Regions from separate parts of the Mus musculus genome. Here regions 2, 3 and 4 are each linked to region 1. A link is a loop called in an ENCODE intact Hi-C map of the cell type or tissue named here. Cell type or tissue: heart. All regions are shown on one strand. Region 1 overlaps Cfap100 (cilia and flagella associated protein 100). Region 2 holds the start of Zxdc (ZXD family zinc finger C). Region 3 has its middle 35 kb from the start of Vmn1r40. Region 4 overlaps Uroc1 (urocanase domain containing 1).

What was found. Hi-C counts contacts between places; a loop is a spot of excess contacts. Peaks named below come from ENCODE experiments on the same cell type or tissue, not always from the same donor. Only the 100,000 strongest peaks of a DNase experiment are listed, where the experiment ranks them.
Region 2: a loop joins it to region 1, with 2.1 times the contacts of the local background. A loop is called at or near these places in 8 of 42 quality-filtered maps.
Region 3: it touches region 1 in a loop (12-fold over the local background); 25 of 42 quality-filtered maps call a loop at or near these places.
Region 4: a loop joins it to region 1, with 2.1 times the contacts of the local background. A loop is called at or near these places in 2 of 42 quality-filtered maps.

What each region holds. Positions count from the first base shown.
Region 1 is chr6:90,420,777-90,425,776 of GRCm38, forward strand. The region is part of intron 2 of Cfap100 (cilia and flagella associated protein 100); the gene reads right to left. Among named protein-coding and RNA genes, the nearest start is that of Cfap100, 5.2 kb to the right of the region's middle. In heart, a CTCF peak has its summit at 1,926 (motif pointing left); a DNase peak (open chromatin) is centred at 1,925; H3K4me3 peaks cover 665 bases; H3K27ac peaks cover 438 bases; H3K27me3 peaks cover 455 bases.
Region 2 is chr6:90,367,315-90,372,314 of GRCm38, forward strand. Zxdc (ZXD family zinc finger C) reads left to right here and starts at 2,180. Exons shown (of 10, transcript NM_173002.3): 1 at 2,180-3,254. The coding sequence starts at 2,345. In heart, no CTCF peak of the experiment used is centred here; a DNase peak (open chromatin) is centred at 2,187; H3K4me3 peaks cover 3,181 bases; H3K27ac peaks cover 1,649 bases.
Region 3 is chr6:89,676,838-89,681,837 of GRCm38, forward strand. No RefSeq gene overlaps it. Among named protein-coding and RNA genes, the nearest start is that of Vmn1r40, 35 kb to the right of the region's middle. In heart, CTCF peaks have their summits at 2,731 (motif pointing right) and 3,538 (motif pointing right); a DNase peak (open chromatin) is centred at 3,534.
Region 4 is chr6:90,350,622-90,355,621 of GRCm38, forward strand. Uroc1 (urocanase domain containing 1) reads left to right here. Exons shown (of 20, transcript NM_144940.2): 15 at 463-533; 16 at 4,653-4,751. Among named protein-coding and RNA genes, the nearest start is that of Zxdc, 16 kb to the right of the region's middle. In heart, no CTCF peak of the experiment used is centred here; no DNase peak of the experiment used is centred here.

The DNA.
Region 1 (5,000 bases):
GGCATCAGGCACACATGTACACACATGCAGGCAAATCACCCATACACAGAAATCTTTAAAAAAAAAAAAGCTTTTGAAAAATACATAAATTTGGGAGGGGAAAGGAATGGATCAGGGAGGAGTTAAGGGGGAGGAGTTGACGTGAATATGATCAAAATACATTCTCATAAAACTCAAAAATTTAATAAAAATATTTGTAAGGGCTATAGAGATAGCTTGAGAGTTAAGAGTAGGCACTGTTCTTCAACACCTATAAGGAAAATCCTTCTCTTCTGGCCTTCCCAGACACCTGCACACATGTGACAAACATATAAATGTAAATAATAGAAGTAAGTAAATATTAAAAAACAAAACAAAATTCTATGCATTGCATGCACACATCCTTTACTTTTTCACTAAAAAAATTTTGACTACTTGCTGCAACATACATACACTGCTGACTCTTCAGGACCTGATGTCACGTGAGGAAGGCAGCCAGCCTCCATGATGGGTGGAATGAGAACAGGGGTGAACACTGCTTCAGGGCTCTGTCGGTCCTTGAGAGGAATAGCCCCTGCATGGAAGCTTTGCTTCTCAGGAACATTCTGGCATCCACCAGCATAAGTGAAGAATCCTGTAAGATGGCTGAAACCCACAGTGGACCTCCTCATCTGCCCACAACCACCCCCAGGACCTCCTCATCTGCCCACAACCACCCCCAACACACACAAACACCCTCATGGTTTCCCTTGCACTGATTGCTGATCCACTTTATATAGAAAGTTCATGTGAGCTGGATGTAGTGACACATGAGTGTCTAAAGGTTAGGATTAACCAAAAGCTACTTGAGGGCGGGGGGGAGGGGTGCTTATTTGGCTTAAGCTTCCACATCATAGTCCATCACTGAAGGAAGTCAGGACAGGAACTCCAACAAGGCAGGAACCTAGAGGCAGAGGCTGATGCAGATGCCATGAAGGGGTGCCACTTCCTGTCTTGCTCCCCATGACTTGTTCAACCTGCTTTCTCATAGAACTCAGGACCACCCGCCCAGAGATGACGCCAATGGATGAGCAATCAATCACTAATTTCGAAAATAACTTTCGAAACAATCACTAATTAAGAAAATGCCTGCCGGGCGTGGTGGCTCATGCCTTTAATCCCAGCACTCAGGAGGCAGAGGCAGGTGGATTTCTGAGTTCGAGGCCAGCCTGGTCTACAAAGTGAGTTCCAGGACAGTCAAGGCTACACAGGGAAACCCAGTCTCGAAAAACCAAAAAATAAAAAAAAAGGAAAAAAAAAGAAAAAAAGAAAATGCCCTACAGCCGGATCTTACAGAAGCATTTTCTCAATTGAGGGCCTCTCCTTTCATATGACACGACCTTGTGTCAAGTTGACATAAAACTAGCCAGCCGATGGGTCCTTCCAGGTCAGTGGGATCTGTGTTCCAAGATCAGGGTCATTTATAGTCGACTCAATAAGCATGTCTTCTTCCACAAACAGGCATTTCATGTTGGTACTTGGAGCTGGGAGGGCTTCGTTTTGGGCAAAAGGGTGGAGCTGGATGGCAAGGTCGGATGTGCAGCAGCACGTGCATTTAACTGGTTAAGAATCTCTATTTTTTGGGTCTTTTACCGAAATTTAAAGTCTGAAACCCGTGGCTTTGCGCACACACACACCCCTAGCAAAAAAACAAAAACAAAAACAAAACAAAAAAAAAAACGAGCCCCTCATGGGACGCTGGGAGTTTTTTCAATCTTTCACCATTCTCAACTTTGCAACGAGTTCTCAGGCTTAGCGCTACCGTCCTAGGTCCCTTGCTCTGCCACTGCCGCATGGACCTCCGCTCTGCACACTCCAGCTCTCTGAGGACCTGCCAGTGGCTGAGGCTTCCACCGTTCCCTGTCTGATCAACCTCCTGAGCGCTCGGTCGCATGAGCGCCCACTGGTGGCCAAGAGAAAGCTATGTTTGGCTCAACCACCGCAGTCCCTCATGTAAATGAGGACAACCAACTCAAAGGACAGTGGAAACGCCCCTCCCTAACCACTTTCTGCATTTAGGTACAAAGAGGCGCCCTGTTCTGGACTTGCTGTGTCAGTGGTAGAAGGCTGCACTGCAGTGGAGAGAGGAAGCAGGGGACCGGTGCTGGGCAGAGTAGACGGAGATCCCGAGAAAGACAAAGAAGCAGGGGAAAGGCTGGGACGCACCAAGAGAAACTGCAGCCAGGCAACAAGATGAGCTCCTGGGAGCCGCCAAACATTAAAAGCTGAGGTGGCAGCTGCAGCGCATGAACTCACCACGCTACCTAGGCTGCAGGCCTCGCCTGAGTCTTCTGCTTCCTGTAGTGAAACTCCTCAAAGAGCAAATGATCAGGAGGCTCCTAAGTCAATTAGTGGGGGAACCATGCCTGGCCAGGTTACCCTTTCACCTACTAAAAGAGTAACTGCATTTCCTGAGGTGCTCTCTCCCACTATGGCCAAGAGTCTAAAGGGACCAGGGACAGTTTTCCATTCAGAGAACACTAAGAGGTTCACAAAAATGCTTCACGGAGGGGCCAGGCTGCCACCAGATCTCCATGGAGCTGATGCCACTTGGTCTCTGTGCTCAAGTGATGTATGTACCCCCAGCCCTTGCTTCCCAGGCTGCCCACCTCAGTGCCTGATGTAGACATGGTGTACGGGACTAGCCTCTGAGCTAAACTACCAGTTTTGAGAGTCCTGCTGGGCCTGCCTGCAAAAGACCATCATAGCTGGGCCTGCTGGATCGTATTTAAAAGGGAAAGAAAAGGTCATGGGACCCTCACCAATCAGTAGCCAGTCAACCCTCCCAAACAGCTTTATACAATTCTGTGAGCGTGGCTTGTAGTCTGTCTCAGGTCTCCATCTATGTAACTATAAGAGAGTCATCATCCCTGCTGGATACAGACTTTCCACTCCAGCCCACGCTCCTCTCAGTAACCCCTCACCCATGTGCTATAGCAGTGGGTCTCAAATCTGCAGCCCTTTAATACAGTTCCTCATGGTGTCGTTACCCACCCCCAACCATAAAATAATTTTATTGCTACTTCATAAACTTTGCTACTGTTGAGAATCATAATGTAAGTATCTGTATTTTCCAATGGTTTTTGTCGACCCCTGTGAAAGGGTCATCTAACCCACACAGGGGTCAAGACAGGTGGAATTATACCTCAGCTGGAGACTTTCTGGTTGGAGAAGGTGGGTGGGAGTAGACATTGTTTAATGTCTCTCCCTGGGAAGGAATTTTAGTAACAAGATACTATTAGATAGATAATGGCCAGGTCCTTGACATGCAATTCCTCTTTTGTTGAGGTGGGGGCGTAGGGTATGCTGCAGTGCCCTGGAGAACAACAAAACCCTGGCTGTGCTTCAGCCCTCAGTGCCCCGGTTTGGTATGCCACTTGAGCATGTCTGCTACCAACTCACAGTAGGGATCTGTGCAGAGAGCGCCCCTCTCTCAACACCCAGGCTAAACTGAGACACTGCCGCAGCGTGAGGGTGGGCTAGCACACAGGGCCCTGGCCTCCCTGTCTTTGTCTCCACCCCGTGTCCTTTCATTCACACGTCCTCCTTGTGATGAGTCTGGGCTGGAGTTGCTTTGAGATGTTAGTTCTGTTCTAATTTCTTTTGAAGAGCTTCCAGACAGCTTGCTTGGTGGCTGTTTCTCTACTGCTCCTGGTGGGTAGAGAGTCTCTGCTTCCCATCCTTGTCTGTCTTGGCAACACCATCTTCTGTGTTATTTATCAATAGTGGCGTCTCACCTGGGCTCTGACTTTAAGTTCTCTCGTTTGTGACAGACTTAGTGGCTGCCTGTATATAATTCAAGTCCCTTGCTCACTGGGGAGCAGGGTTCTTTACAGTTTGTCTTTTACCCTATCAAGGATATCTAAGTGTCATATCAATGTCTAACTGTCCCAGGGAGGGTTACAGATAAGAGCCAGTGGGGCTGAGACGGTGGCCTTCTCTGTTCTATCTGAAATTAACCTGCCTTGGGTTTCTAGAAGATGAGGTCACCCTGGCCTCCAGGGGATGCCTGGAATTAACCATCCTCTCCACCAGGCTATGTCCTGGAAGCTGTATGCATCTGACTACAGTCCAGAGTTTAAAATGGGATGTTTAAGGAGGAATCACTCAAAATGCAAATAGGTGACCAGACTCCTGAGGGGGTCAAAGGAAGGAGGTGCCCCATGGGGTAACTGAGGCAAGAGTCTCCCAAAGGACTGGAGAGATGGCTGGGTTAGATGCTTGCTAGGAGGCCTAATGGCCTGAGTTTGATCCTCAGAACCCACACAGTGGAAGGAGAGGGATGATGCCCTGAAGTTGTTCTCTGACCTTCACACACACACACACACACACACACACACACACACACACGTGATTTCTTTGAGTTAGTACAGAATGAGAAGGTATGGGGAAGTAAAATAATACTAAGGGTATGTGAAAATGTATAAAGAATCATACTTCCCATATATAAATGAACACACACAAATACTGAAGTTATGTCACTTGATCTGACAATGCTTTTCATTAGAGCCATATACAAACAAAACAAAACAAAACAAAACAAAACAAAACAAAACAAAAAACAAAAAACCCCAAACACCAGCATAAGAAATCCCTTTTTGAGTCAGGGGAGTCAAAACAATATAAGCCGTTGTTATTGTCCTTGGTTGACCCTGAGGGTCAAAGTTCTTTTTCACTGAAGCTGCCATGTACTTTGCACACAGGTCTTGGAGGATCCAAGCTGTGTCTGACCTGTAGATCTCCTCTCTGAGGACTCACTTCCCTAGCACAGGATGGTGCTGCCCAAGCTGCCAAGGGAGGAAAGCAACCAAAGGTCCTGCACCGCAATGATGCCTATGAACCACATGACCAGCAAGCATGGCACTCGTCTTGGCAGTAATTACCAGATCCCTAACTTAAGTTAGGCTAGTTAGGACTTAAGTTGTGGGCTAGTATACTGGCTAGTTTGCTATCAACTTAACCCAAGCTAGAGTGAGTCATCC
Region 2 (5,000 bases), 53 kb before region 1:
ATGGAGGTGGCATCAAGGATCTTTCTAGAAAAGAAATTTCACTTTCATTTCACTTCCTGGAGCCCCTTTAATACTCAAATCATATTTTTTATATTTTCCCTTTCTAAGCTTGCTATGCTTATTCAACCCGCTCTTCATGAGACTTAACCAGAGAACAAAATCTAAAATGGGCATTTCTGAGACTTTGTCAATGCACTTAATCTGAATCTCTTCACCTTAGCCTTAGGCAGACTCTTCAGACAAGGGCAAAAAGCAGCCTCGTTCTTCACCAAAATACTACAAAAACAGTCTCTAGGCCACATATTGAGGTCTTCTCCCCTAAAACCTCTTGGGCCAAGTCTGCACAGTTGAAATCACTCACAGCAACAACATCTTCCCTATTCCTACTAGGATAGCTCATTAAACTCCATTTAAAGCATTACACGGCTTTCCAAATCCAAAGTCCCCAAATCCACATTCTTCCAAACAAAACCATGGCAACACCTATCACAGTAACACCCCAGGCCCTGGTACCAATTTCTGTCTTAGTTAGGTCTTTACTGCTGTAAACAGACACTATGACCAAGGCAACTCTTATAAGGACAACATTTGATTGGAGCTGGCTTACGGGTTCAGAGCTTCAGTCTATTATCAACAAGGCAGGAACATGGCAGCATCCAGGCAGGCATGGTACAGGTGGAGCAGAGAGTTCTACATCTTCATCTGAAGACTGCTAGCAGAATACTGACTTCCAGGCAGCTAGGAGGAGGGTCTTATAGCCCACACCCACAGTGACACACCTACTCCAATACCTTCTAATAGTGCCACTTCCTGGCTCGAGCATATCCAAACCATCACAGAGTGCATAAGCACATATACAGACAGGTAAGGTTTTTCACAAACAGATGTGCTATTTCTGTGCTCATTTTTTAAATGTATTTTTAATAGAAGCATACAGACGTGTCATTGCTGTCATTTGTTGTCAGTAGCTTTTGTATATCAGATGTGCTGTTCAATCAACACTTTTAATGCCAAAAACTTTTGCTCCTTGGAGAACCCATCCCTATTAGAGGCTAGCCCTAATTCCCCATCTCCCACTAATCTACTGTCTGTATAACTTAGCTCTTCTAGACATTTCATATAAATGGCATTATAGCACATTCTCTTTTGTGGCTGAAATATTTTTCATAGGTTTGGTCATGACATAACTTGCAAAACTCTGTAATTGCTCAAAAATATTCCACTGTATGAATATATATTCATCTGACAATGAACACTTGCATTGTTTCCCCTGGCGAGTTGTTGTAACAAAGATTACTATAAGCATGCAAGTAGTTTTTGTGTAGACATATTTCCATCCCTCTTCAGGGAGACACAGGGGGAGGGAGATACCCTTGCATTTTAAGGGGCAAATTGGTGGGAAATGGGGGTAAACCAGTGTAGGTGCAAATGGCAGGTTGGCAAAGTTTTAATAGTATTTGAACTTTCAGAAGACTAAAGCCTGACCTACAGAAAACAGGCTGGAGGCAGAAAGGACTGGAATGGGTGGGGGCGGGGAGACAGTTGGGTAAAGGTGGAGCGGAAGACAGGTTCCTTAGCTATTTGAGAACCTAGGAGTGAAATAAGTTTGAATTTGAGTGGTGATGACAGGAGTGGTGTGATTCCAGATGAATCCGTATGAGACAAGGGGGATTGTGGAATTCAGGGAACAACCAGCAACTTAGAAGGCAGACATATATCAAGGAAACACGGAATGTCTTTAGTGGTTTAGGTAGGGATCCCATCAGGACCTGCTACAGGGCAAATCAGGTCGGTGGCACAGTAGCAGCAGATAGACGCGCTCTTCGGCGAGGTCATAGAGAGATGACAAGCAAAGTGGAGAGGTTCAAAGCCTGAGTGTCAGTTCTGGATCATGTGGCCACAGGTAAACTTGACTTGTTTCCTTACACTTGGCAATCACAGGTTGAATTAGCTCGTATTTTCAAAGTACAGAGGGCACAGGAACTCTTAAGAAACGCAATCAGTTTTCATTCCTTTGCGCTACCCAGATGCAAAAGTAGGAGCCCAAATCTGAAGACCCTCTTTTTCCAAGTTGGGACTCCAAGCACAAGACAAGTTGGAGGCTCCGCCCCTGCTCCAGCCCCTGGGCTTCCTCGTGACTACAGTCCCGACAGCCCTCGCGCGCCACGCCCACGCCCACGGCTCCTGCGCACGCGCAGCTCGAGATGCGACTCTGGGCTGTAGTCTAAGCTCAGCTTTGACAGAGGCTCCCGGGGGGCGGACCCTAGGTGTCGCGCGCATGCCTGGCAGGGCTGGGCAGCTCTTCTCCGGTGGCTGCGGTTCGGACGCCTCAGCTGGGCCTAAGATGGACCTCCCGGCGGTGCTGGCCGCCCCGGCCACGCGCGGAGACCAACATGGCGGTGGCCCGAGCCGACTTCGCCGCGGCGCGGGGCCGTCCCTCGGTGCCGGTCCCGGGCGCCGTCGCCTGCTGCTGCTGAGGGGCCCGGAAGATGGCGGGCCCGGGCCGCGTCCAGAGGAGGCCCCGGGGCCCAGCCCGCCGCCCCCGGAGGACGGCGGCGACTCCTTCGTGGTACTGCTGGAAGTGCCGCGCGCGGCCGACACCCATGGTCAGGAGGAGGCCGAGCCCGATTCGGGCGCGAGCCCCACGGAACAGGTCCCGGCCGCCGCCCCCGGCGCAGCTCTGGCAGGCACGGTCACCATCCACAACCAGGACCTCCTGGTGCGCTTCGACCGCGGCGTCTTCACGCTGGCTGCGGCGCCCGCGCCAGCCGCCCCGAGCCTGCATCCCGCGACCACCCCGGGCCTGGAGCCCTCGAGCGCTGCTGCGTCCCGCCGCGGGCCGGTGGCCGCTAGCGCTGGCTCCCCGGCCTACCGCTGTCCGGAGCCGCAGTGCGCGCTGAGCTTCGCCAAGAAGCACCAGTTGAAGGTGCACCTGCTGACGCACGGCAGCCTCCAGGGCCGGCGGCCCTTCAAGTGCCCGCTGGATGGCTGCGGCTGGGCCTTCACCACCTCCTACAAGCTCAAACGGCACCTGCAGTCGCATGACAAGCTGCGTCCCTTTAGCTGCCCGGTGGGCGGCTGCGGCAAGAAGTTCACCACCGTCTACAACCTCAAGGCGCACATGAAGGGCCACGAGCAGGAGAGCTTGTTCAAGTGCGAGGTGTGCGCCGAGCGCTTCCCCACACACGCCAAGCTCAACTCCCACCAGCGCAGCCACTTCGAGCCCGAGCGGCCTTACAAGTGTGATTTCCCCGGTAAGCTGGAGACGCGGACCTGCCGGGGCGGGCGGGACCCGGCGGGGTCTGGACCCAAGGGCCAAACTGTCGCTTGTTTGGGCAGGGTTTGCGGAGGTCGGGGTGGAGGCGTTACGCGCCCTGATCTAAATGAGAATAAGGCAAAAACACTCCCGTGTTTGTTTTGAAGTCCCTTTCAGGTACTTAGATATGAAGCTCTGGGTTCCTACAGCCAAGTGGCATGCACAATCGCAGCTATCCGTGGGGAGGGTACAAACCTTTGTTAAGATGCTTACATTGGAAGTGACCTCTTCTCAGAGTTGAGTCAGGACTTTATTTTTCTCAGTCTACTCGTTCAACAATACCAGAGGAGTCAGAGGTCCAAGATACATAAATCGAAATATGCCACCTTAAAATACTGAGGGAATGAGCACACATTGGTGCTTCTCTGGTCCCTCTCCAGCCTCTCTGGAAGCCCCATTGATTAGAGGACACAGAGCTCCCAAGGACGCCTCGAACATTGGATCAGACCCCTGTCCTTTCCAATATTATGAATAGAGTGATGCTCCTTCATCAGGAGCCGGTGTGTGACACAGCTGTTTTTGTGTCTTTTATACTGATTTTTGACAGACTAATCAGTTTCTGGAATCATGTCTGTTCTTTTTACTTTTAGCCAGCATCTAGCTTGCACATTAACATTTATATACACTCTGCACTAGTAATGTGCATTGTAGATTATTCTCATATGAAGATTATTATTATATGTAGGGTATAGCACCTGAAAAGGATATCTTGTGTGTTGTATGGGGCTGGGAGGAAGAACCAGACTTAACTTGTACAAGCAACAGATTCTACTGTTGTATTCTAGCGTGCACATCATATCTGATAGAGTCTGATGTAGAAATCATCAGGCTGATGATTGAAAACATGCAGTCATTTCCTAATCCGAGAATGATGATGGCTGCTCTCACCCTAGCAAAGGTAGCACCATTCTCTATCATACTGGGAAGGACAGGGGTCCACTCACTTAAAAGCATGAGGTGCCCCTGAGGGTCTTGTGCTGGCAGATCACTTAGGCTTCCATAGAAGCTGGGAGAAGGAGCAGGGGAACACCACCTTTTCGTGTCCAGTCAAGGAGAGGTTGTTTTGACAACATGAGCTAGGAAGTGGCAGTGGGAATGGTGTGGGGCTTCAGGAAAAGATCACAGAGTCAGGGTGAAAGAGCTTGCCTATTGATAGGGGGTGGTGAGGACTGTTGCTAAGGCAGAGAATGCTAATGTTTGGATTAACCTAATCACATATACCCTAAATAGCAAAGCAGACAGCTTGAGGCTAAGGAAGAGGATTTTTGGATGGAGCAGAAATTCCCTGGGCTGTTACTTGTATGTAGGGCTGTATAGTGATTGTATTTTAGAGATGGGGCTGTGAGAACAGAGGTGAAGCTGGCAACCTGAATAAATGGGTAAAAGATAAAGAGGAACCAGATGGTAAGATGCGGGGTGTCAGTTGCAGAAGCTGGAGGGAATTGAAAAGTGTGGAGGATGCAGATTCCCACTCTAGTGGGACAGAAAATCTGAGCTAGTAGGATGGTTGCAGCCCTGCAAAGCTGTGTCCGACTAAATCTTGATGGTTAGTGTTTAGTTTGTCCTGCTCATTTCTTTGGTTTCAGACAGCGTTGCCAACTGAGTTTGTAAAAGACAAACCTAGTTTTTGCAGAGTTGTCTACAAAAGTGGCCAGCAAATGCTATGTTTGGAAGACAACCTCTT
Region 3 (5,000 bases), 740 kb before region 1:
GAAGGACATTTGCTGAATAGGGGAATCCAGCTTGACTTGTGTTTCCTATCAGCACTGTAAAGGTTAAGTTCCGGGTCGTCTTGTCCTTTATCATTGTGAATGCATCATGCCACTTTGTTGAGTTCCTTCTATGTGCCTTTTCGCATCACTACATAGCTATACTTAAGACATCAGCTGGAGCTCCCCCTTGCTCAGAAAGGAAGGGCCTTGTCCCAGGGCTTCCAGTGGCTACCTGAATCCACAGATGGGACCAGACCTCATCCTGTGCACACACAGAGGGCCTTTCTCATCCCAAGCAGGCTTCTGTCTTATCACATCTGCTCTGTGGTTGGTATGAGAGCACTGCGCCTTCTTCACAGCTCTGTGGGTAGAGGATTCATTCTTTCAGGTCACCACAGCCAACCTGGCACTCAGCACTTTTCTTTCCTTATTAGTAATGATCTCTCTGGAGGAAGCTGCTCTGGGCAAGTGACTCTCCAGGGCCACTGCAGTAGTAAGCCAGGTGCAACTAAGAACAAGCAGCCAATCTGATTAGTGGGAAGGAGGAATCTACTGTGGATACTCAGCATGAAGGAAGGTTCCATATCCCTGGATGGGGGAGGGGGAGAGGGACCATGGGGTGGGGTGGGAGTCTGCTCAGATGAACTGTATATCTCTGGTCTTCTATTTAATGTTTTCAGACTGCAGTTGGTGGGCAACTGAAACCTGGGCAAGCAGGGCGTCACACGGGGACTTATGGTGGATGTTTCTTCATTCTTAGCCTTTCTGGGCTTTACTGAGCTTCTAGGATCCATGACTTGATGTCTTAATGGGAAAATTCTCAGTCATATCTTCCTCAAATATGTTATATATTTTCTGCTTGTAGACTAACAGTGTGGATGCACTGGAATTAATTTTGTGTACCTCAGATTCCTCTTGTTCCCACCTTGACTTGGCCCCAGGGACCCCCCCCCCAATTGTATCCTGTCCCATCCCATCTGCTGCTAAAGGCCTTGCACAGATTTCCCTGGTGTTGCATTGTATGTGTAGATTGGGTTTTCGCTGGTAGAACTGCCATGGCTCTTATATTTTATCTTTCTCTTCAGATTCCCCATATATTTTCATATAGCATCCACCTTTCAGGCCATATGGCATGTTTAAAGTCCTCTGTTTCTCAGAGCTTGGTCGTTCCTGTCTGGCTTTTACTGAATGTTATTCAGTAAACCATGTGGTTGCTGGGAATTGAACTCGGAACCTATAGAAGAGTAGTCAGTGCTCTTAATCATTGAACCATCTCTCCATCCCCTGTGTCCCTTTCTAAGGAGTAATCAGAGGCCACCCTGGTGACCATTTCAGGACCCAAGCTATCTCATCTAGTAAAGGAACATGGGATTTGTATTTTTTTAATAATAGAAGAAAAATTAGGTCATACTAATCTCTATTTAAATTTTAATTGTGTTCATTATACATTCTAATTGCATTTGTTTATTTGTTTTTGTTCACTTATCGTGGAAATGACTTATATCTTCCCACTATGTGGATTCTGGAGATTGAGCTCTGTTCCAGCCACATCCTCTGCTCTCCTTCTGTTTAGTGCCCACCAGGGTCTCCTTGGTATTGGAACTGTTTGTGATAAACGATGAAAGTCAGGAAGGCATCTATATTAAAGGACGAGGGGCAAGGGGTGGCTCTGGCCTGTGTTCTGCCAGCAACAAAGCAGGGCCTCCTACTGTTCCAGTTGACATCTGAAAATAACGAGGGCCCTGATGGCTAAGGAGTCAGTTATGTCTGGGCCTTACTCAGTTGCTGAGGCCATGGGCTGAATCTGCCTCCGTCTCCCTGTTCTCAAGGCCTTGTGTGGGTTGGTTCTCCCTCTGCCAGAGAAGCTCTGCCAGGAGCAGGGTGCATGAGTTACGAATTAGTGCCCGTGTCTAGCTTGCCCTGTCATTGTCCACTTCCACCCCCATAGGCTTGGAGGAAACTGGCTCTCACCACAGGCCCCTGGAGAAAGAGAGCCAGGGTGGAACCAGGATCTGTAAGGGCCTCACTGGGCCCTTACCCACAGAGATATGTCATCCTATGTGGTGTGAAAGCCATGCATTCAGGACTGTCACATGAGGTGAACATTGGCTAACACATCATTTCAATGTACTTAATTTGAAGGGTGTCAGGCCAACCTAGATGTTTTTAAAGATGGACAGCTGTCATAGTGAATCAGTTTCTCCCAGCTTCCAGCCACACAGTCTGGCTGGATTTGACGCTTATCAATGCGTGTGAGTTTCCTCTTTAACACACCCACAGGCTCCAGATTAGACTTTTAACGTCCCAAGATGTCCCAGGCAACCCCCCTTCCCCTAATGAAGCCTTGGGCTTGGTGGGATGGAAGTGATAATTACCCAAGGTTATCTAGGCAGAACCCAACTCAGCCAGAAGAAGACTATAAAGCTAAAAACTGGGCAGAATGAAGGGAGTTACGTTCTGCATGCTCATGTAGGGTGCAGCCCCATTGGATGTCACTGGTTAGACGCTCCTTACCTCTGTTCCAGGAGAGAAGCAAGAGCAAGCCTGCCTAAGCAGACCACCACCCCAGCACAGATGAGCCCGGGAAAGTTCAGGTTCTGTGACTTCTAGGCTGCCTCATCCTCTCATGGTCACCATTTCAAAGGGTCCAGCATCCCTAAATGAGGTCTAGACTTCGCAGGAGCCTGAAGACCTGAGCCTGCTGGCTCCTCCTGCGGATTCCCCTTTGTACCACACGGTGGCACCAGAGAGCAGCGTATATTCTGTAGGGCCAAGGAAGAAACCCAAGGGCCTGCAAAGGACATGGGGAATGCAGCTTCTAGAAGAGACACCATCAATCTCGATGACATTTTACAACCCCTAGTCTCTGCCCATTTCCTCCTCAGGGAGGCCTATCGTCACTCTGCCTCGCCTCCTGTGCTTTCCCTGACATTGTCTGTGGTGAAGTGTGTCTCTCCTTCATCCATTCCTTTACCCAGGTCAGGGCTCCTAGCAGCTCTGGGTACTTTTCAGAAAAAACAAACAAACAAACAAACAAACAAACAAACACACACACACACACACACAAACCAACCCAAAACCTTCCCCTGTAATCTGTGTTTTCCTAAAATCACATACACAACCAAATACGAGCGGGAAACTACAACAACCTATTTAGGGGACCTGGCAAAAGAAGAGCATTGGACACGAATTTCTAGATCAATGATAGCACCACAAGGCAGCTGTGGATCCCACAGCCTTACTTTTCAGCTGCACAGGCAGCCTTCAACTCACAATGGAAGCGTGACAGCATCTTAGCCTTCACAGCGACTTAAGAAGGTTACAACCACAGAATTCCAGTGAACAGGAAAAGAGAGGCGAATCACTTTGCCAAGACCACAGAAATAATCAATAGCGGAGTCCGAATTTGAGGCCCTAGAGCCTGGTTCACTGAGCCCATGGGAGTTTGGGGGGTGTGGTCAGCTGCTGCAGACTCCTCACCTTTTATTCACAAGGGTTATTGCTGCGCCAGGACTGAGGTGGCCGTCCCTCCTTGCTCCAGCAGGTGGCGACAAAGCACCGACTCAAATGTGCTCCTGACCTGGTAGTAAACTTGGTTTGGCTGAAAACATAACCTGCACTTGGTCATGGGAGATGTCTTTCTTGGACTCAAATAAAAGTTGCAAATGGGAGAGTGACTGGGCTAGCAACGAATCTGCCAACATTATGTCTGCAGCCAGTCCCAAGAATAGCTGATCTCATGTGGTTTGGGATCTTAGGGTGGACCAGATTCAATTTCCTCCTGAGAACTCTAGGCCTGGAAGTTACTAGCAGCAGAGCACACTCAACAAGTTCACACACGCACTTATAGAAAGAACTTGACGATAGCAGTGATTTTTAACAGCTCAAAGTCCTGTACCATGGGTGGAAAGGGCTTGTGTGCAGACACACACACACACACACACACACACACGACTTTCATTAGCACCGGTTTTATAATATTCCTAGACTTTAGTATTTTGTTTTTATTTTCACTTTTATCATGGAATTTAAACTTTCCTCTTTATTCTTTCCCGACTCTGGGTCACTTTGCCTGGGTCCACTCTTAACCCTGGGTCACTTTGCCTGGGTCCACTCTTAACCCTGGGTCACTTTGCCTGGGTCCACCCGTCTCTTCTTTTTCCTCTATGTGCAGTGCAGGGCAGCACTGCACTCCACTCTCACTAGGCTCCCCTGTCCTGCAGCAGATTCTCAGCTTTTCCTTACCTTTAAATATCCTGACAGCAGTGGCTAGTGCTGGGGTGATGTGTGTGTGTGTGTGTGTGTGTGTGCATTTGTGTATCTAGACTGTTGCCGTCATTTTCAACCCCAATAAGCCCATATAGAAAACACACAATTCAGTTATATTTATAAGCTATAAGCCTACATTAGGCAGATCTAACACGACACTAACTTATTCTCCAGCTATGAGACCCTTTGCACCTACTTGTATTTTTTTTTGGGGGGGGGGTTGGTTTTTTCGAGACAGTGTTTCTCTGTATAGCCCTGGCTGACCTGCAACTCACTCTGTAGATCAGGCTGGCCTCGAACTCAGAAATCCGCCTGCCTCTGCCTCCCAAGTGCTGGGATTAAAGGCGTGCGCCACCACACCCGGCTATGAGACCCTTTGCTACTTGCAGTTCTCCTGGCCAGGTGGCTCTGCTCCATCTTGGCTTCCCCCTCTTTGTCCTCTCTCCTTCCTTGTCCTCCTCCTCCTTCTACCTGCCCCAAGACCCCCTGTCCCAGCTTTCCTTCCACTGCCCAATCATAGCCTCTAGCCTTTATTTGACCAGTTAAAATGGGGAAAAGGTTCACCTAAGATCACTTGAGTACATGATCAGCTGCTTGTCAGGGAGCAGCCTCTCTTGAGGAAGCAGAATTAACATCAGAATACAAACAGCATCAGGGCTACTCACAACGTATTCCCCCCTTTTGTCCAATAAAAATGCTGTTTTCTCTCAGATATAAATTGAACATAACCC
Region 4 (5,000 bases), 70 kb before region 1:
CATTCATTTCCACTTTAGGGCCTGTCTTCCCTCTGTCTGGAATTTAGTTCCCGCAGAGTTTCTCAGCATTGAGGATTCTGATCTTCCCTTTCTTGGGGAGCCTTTATCCCCCTACTGCATTGCCCTAGTAACCAGCTCATCACAGTCTTGTTCATAGCTAGCTGTAATTCTTGTTGCTGTGGCTCGGTGTCTGGTATACAGTAGATACTCACTAGTTGTTCTTCGAAGGAATGAATTCATCAGCAATGTGCAGTATAGACCCAGGCACTAATTCATCATCATTGCACTCATTAATAATTAATCGTTGCACTCATTCTCAGGATCAGGGAGGCTAATGTAAGGGACTACCCATGAATTCCAGGTGCCTGTGGTACACATAAGGCAGGAAAAAAAAAAAAAGAGATGGGGCCCCTGGCAAGCAGCTTCCAAGACCTGAGATATTCTTCCCTTTTTTCCCTACAGTGAAGGCATCTGTGAAGCTACAGTATATGGATAATATACGCTGGATCCGAGAGGCTGCCAAGCATCAGCTGGTGAGAGCTTAGCTTGGGGACAAATGGGTACTGCAGAGTCCTGGAGGAGGCTGAGCTGCCCAAAAAAACTGCTCAGAACCAAGCTGCAGCCATAGGGATCTCAGCACAAACCCAGGACCCATCTTGCCATGCCCTGAGGGATGCACTGTGTTGTGTGACTGTTGACAGCAGCACTATAGTGGACGCCTTATCCGGAAAAGGGAGTGTAAAAGGGTGTCAGGGTAGCAACAAGGAGACACTGGAGGCCTTAGACGACGTGGATGGGAGTATAAAGCAGTATAATCTGACCGTCCCGTGCTGTCTGTAGACCTAACAGGATAGGAACAGATTTCAGGATCCTACGGGCACTGTAGCTAAAAGGCCAAGGCAGTCCAAGGGGTTCTTGGCAGACAAATAGATCAACAAAATGCCTCTCCTTACAATGCAACAAGTAAGGGCATTCTGCCAGTCACTGTCACCTGGGTGAAACTGAAGGACACGATGTTAAGTGAAATAAGTCAGTCACAGAAGAACAACCCCATGCCAGGTGCCACTCTCATGCAGCTCCTGGCGTAGGCAAGTCATAGGCAGGGAATTAGCAGGGTGGATGCTGGGGCTGGGGAGGGCTTGAAGAGTCAGTGCTTCATGGGGATGGGGTTTTGGTTTGGAAACATGAAAGTTTCTGGAACTAGATGGTGGGCTAGCTGCACAGCACTGACAGGCTGATGTCAGCAAGCAGCATGCTGAAAAGTTACGAGTGTGTGTGAGATGTATGTTATGTTAGCTAGGGTTTCTATTGCTGTGCTGAAACACCATGATGAAAAGCAAGTTGGGGAAGAAAAGGTTTATTTGGACTCTGACTTTGCCTTTCTTGGGGATCCTTAGCCTCCTAATGCATTACCCTAGTAACCAGCTCATCACAGTCTTGTTCATAGCCAATCGTAGTTATTGTTCTTGTGCCTGGCTTGGTGTCTGGTACACAGGAGATACAACTCAATCATAGTTGAGTAGTTCATCATTGAGGGCAGAACCTGGAGGCAGGAGTTTATTCAGAGGCCAGAGAGGGGTGCTGTTTACTGTCTTGCTCCTCATGACTTACTCAACCTGCTTTCTTATAGAACCCAGGGCCACTAGCCCAGGGATGGCACCACCCACAATGGGCTGGGCCCTCCCCCATTAATCCCTAAGAAAACATCCTACATCTGGCTCTTATGGAAGCATTTCCTCAGTTGAAATTCCCTCCTTAAAAAACAAAGAAAAGAAAAGAAATTCCCTCCTTACAGATAACTCTTGCTTGTGTCAAGTTGACATAAAACTAGCCATGACAGTGTATTTTACTGATTTTTAATGAGGATAAAAAGGGTATCCTGGGGGTTCTAGAGCAGCAAACAAGGTCTTCCTTCATCCAGTTACTCCACAATCTCTGGAGTACCTGTGGCTCAGGCACCTGTGAGAGTCCCGCTGAGTGCCCCGGGTTGGTGGACCAACCTCCATCTATGACACGAAGGCAGTGGTGTTGGATCTTGCAGTGTGCCTCTGTGACCCTCGATGGGCTCAGCTCTACCCAGGCCCAGAGCTAAGCACACTGATGAAGGACAGCACCAGCAGGGGACAGATGGTTGGCCAGAAAAGGTGTCTGATAATAGAGAGCCATCGGCAGGCCCTGGTTAGAGAGGAAATTAAATAAAGAAGAAACATTTAGTTCACATGACTAGGCTAGCTAGCAAGTCTCCGGCCAGAGGTTTCAGAGCCAGGAGGGAACTGTCCCCATCATGAGCCATCCTATCCTAGCATCATACTTTGCATGTGTGCCCCCATAAAACTATGTGCCAGCCACAGTCTCTATGACCAAGTTCAAGTCAGGGAGCCTGGGGCTGGGGTAGAAGGAAGGCTGCAGGCAGAATATACAAGCCATCCAGAGAGGCCAGAGGACCTGGCAGCAGGATGCAACTGTCTGGGGCTGCTACAGGAGGTGGGTTCTCCTTAGTTAACCTCCCCTAAAAATTTTCCTAGTGTGTCACAAGTGCGTTTCCATGAGCCTTCTAAATCCACCCAGACTGACAAGGAAGATTGACTACCATAGCCATGTTATATCATTTCTTTCCTCATTTCCCCCAAGAAAGCTGAACACAACACAGCACCAATTCAGAGTTAACAGATTACAAATACATAGATGGATAGATAGATAGATAGATAGATAGGCAGGCAGACAGACAGACAGACAGACAGATAGATGGCACAAATCTTACAACCCTAATTTAAGCATTTCAGGATATAGTTTTAGGGTATGAAGCACATTCAGTGCTGTCTTGCTGCTCTTGCCATCCATTTCCAGAACTTTCTCATCATCCTGAAACAGGTTTTACTAAACGCTATCCACTCTCCGTTCCCAGCCTAGTGCTCTAGGGGCCTCCTAAGAGTGGGGCAGTGCAGAGTTTGTGCAGTATTTGTGTAGTCCTGATTAGCCAGCTCCACCTGGCAGTCTCAGTCTTTCTGTGCAGCATGAATCAGAATCCTCTGCCCTTCCAAGGCTGGAATGTTACAGTTTTTCCCTCTATAACCCAGGTTGGGGCTTGGTTTCAAGATCCCAATGGATACCACAGCTCTCTCAGATCCTTAATACACATGACCTCATGTTGGCACAGAACTTACACAGGCCCTCCATGTGCCCTACATTGCCTTTGGATGACTTGTTAGACCTAAGACAAGATAGAGGCCATGCAAACATTAAATATTGACTCACTTAGGAAATATTCACAAGAAAAAAAAATCCACATTCAATACAGGTGGGTTTTTCTTTTCCGAATGGATACCTGTGTGTGTGTGTGTGTGTGTGTGTGTGTGTGTGCTGATTGATGTGCATATAAGTCTGTGTTTGAGGTGGCCAGAAGTTGACCATGAGTGTCTTCCTTGTTTTGTCTTCACTTTTTACTTACAGAGGCAGGGTCTCTTGTTCTACCCAGCACACACTGTCTAGCTAGCTAGGCTGCTCCAAGGATCCATGTTAGCCCACTGAGCCCTGGAATTACAGGCGGGCTGCTTTGCATGCTCAGCTTTTATGTGATGCTGAGGCTCTGAACTCTGGTCCTCATACTTGCATGAAAAACATTTGATGCACTCAAGTATCTCCCCTAAACCTTTTTCTGATTTTTTTTTTAAAGATAGGATCTTATGTAGCCCTAGCTATCCTAGAACTCACTCTATAGCCTCAAACTCACAGAGGCTTGCCTTTTCCTCCTGGGTCCTGGGATTAAATGTATATGCAATTACATCCAGCTGTCCTGAACACTCTTGATCATGGTTTGTTGAATGAGCAGGAGCAGAAGCTGGAGATATGGGCTCTGTTCTATCACGTGGATAGACTGCATACTTCAGGTGCTGGACACCTGTGTTTTCTCCACCTCTGAGTCTTGTGAACAATGCTGTCATACTCATAGCTATGTAGAAACCCACACCCAGGGAGTCTGGATTCATCTCTGTGGGGTCCACACACCACTCAAAATTATTTGCATCCGGGCTGAGAACTGTGGAGCTAAGAAATGACTCTTTCTCATTCCTGAACACTCAACTGGCATCTCCTTCCAAAGGTGCAACAAAAGATCCTGAGGTCCGAGTACCAACCTATAGAGAGGTTACCCATCTCTCTGGGCCTCAGTCTCCTCATCTGTGTGATCAAGCTTGTGACAATAATGCAGTATTTTCCTGAGGACTCAGTTGTGGACTGTGGGGAGAGTTCTTGCAGCAAGTCAGGCTTGATCAAGTCTCACATTGGTAGTTCTGTTATGATGTGGAAAGGGCTCAAGGAGGCAGACTCCACAATAGGAAATCTCCATCGTACACATGGAGTCAGTCTCTGGGGGGTCCCTTAGGGATGGACCCTAAGGAAAGGGACATAGAATGAGGTAACCCAGACTTCATGAGAAGTTCATTTGTGGATTTGCATTGGCCCACCAGTGTGGTATCTAGTGGGCTTGATGAGAGATGTACCCCAGGGCCCTATACTTCAGAGTTGCCATGCATCTCTGGTCCTCCGAGGTCTCCCTAGATGAGCCAGCAGGCTCTGATATCACTCACGTCTCTTCCATACCAAGCCCTTGGATGTGTTTTGGCTGAGCTGCTTTCTCATTCTCTCCTCTGCAGGTGGTGGGCTCCCAGGCAAGGATCCTGTACTCAGACCAGAAAGGCCGTGTGGCCATTGCTGTGGCCATTAACCAGGCCATCGCCAGTGGGAAGATCAAGGTGACTGACCTAGCCTGTGCTTTAAGAAGGTTTCATAGACACCTTATCACAAAGGCCCTGCCTAGGGCCTCACAGCAAGAACTTTCCACTCACACCCCAGTCTGCCCTTCCCACCTCTCCAATCTTCTGAGAGAGCTGCTGCCACCACCACCCCACCCTAGTAACAAGGAGCTTTCACCGTCCCTAGCTGAGTTCCCTTGTAGGGACACTAGGTTCCCTGAAGTCCTTGGATTCTGTGGAGCAGATGGA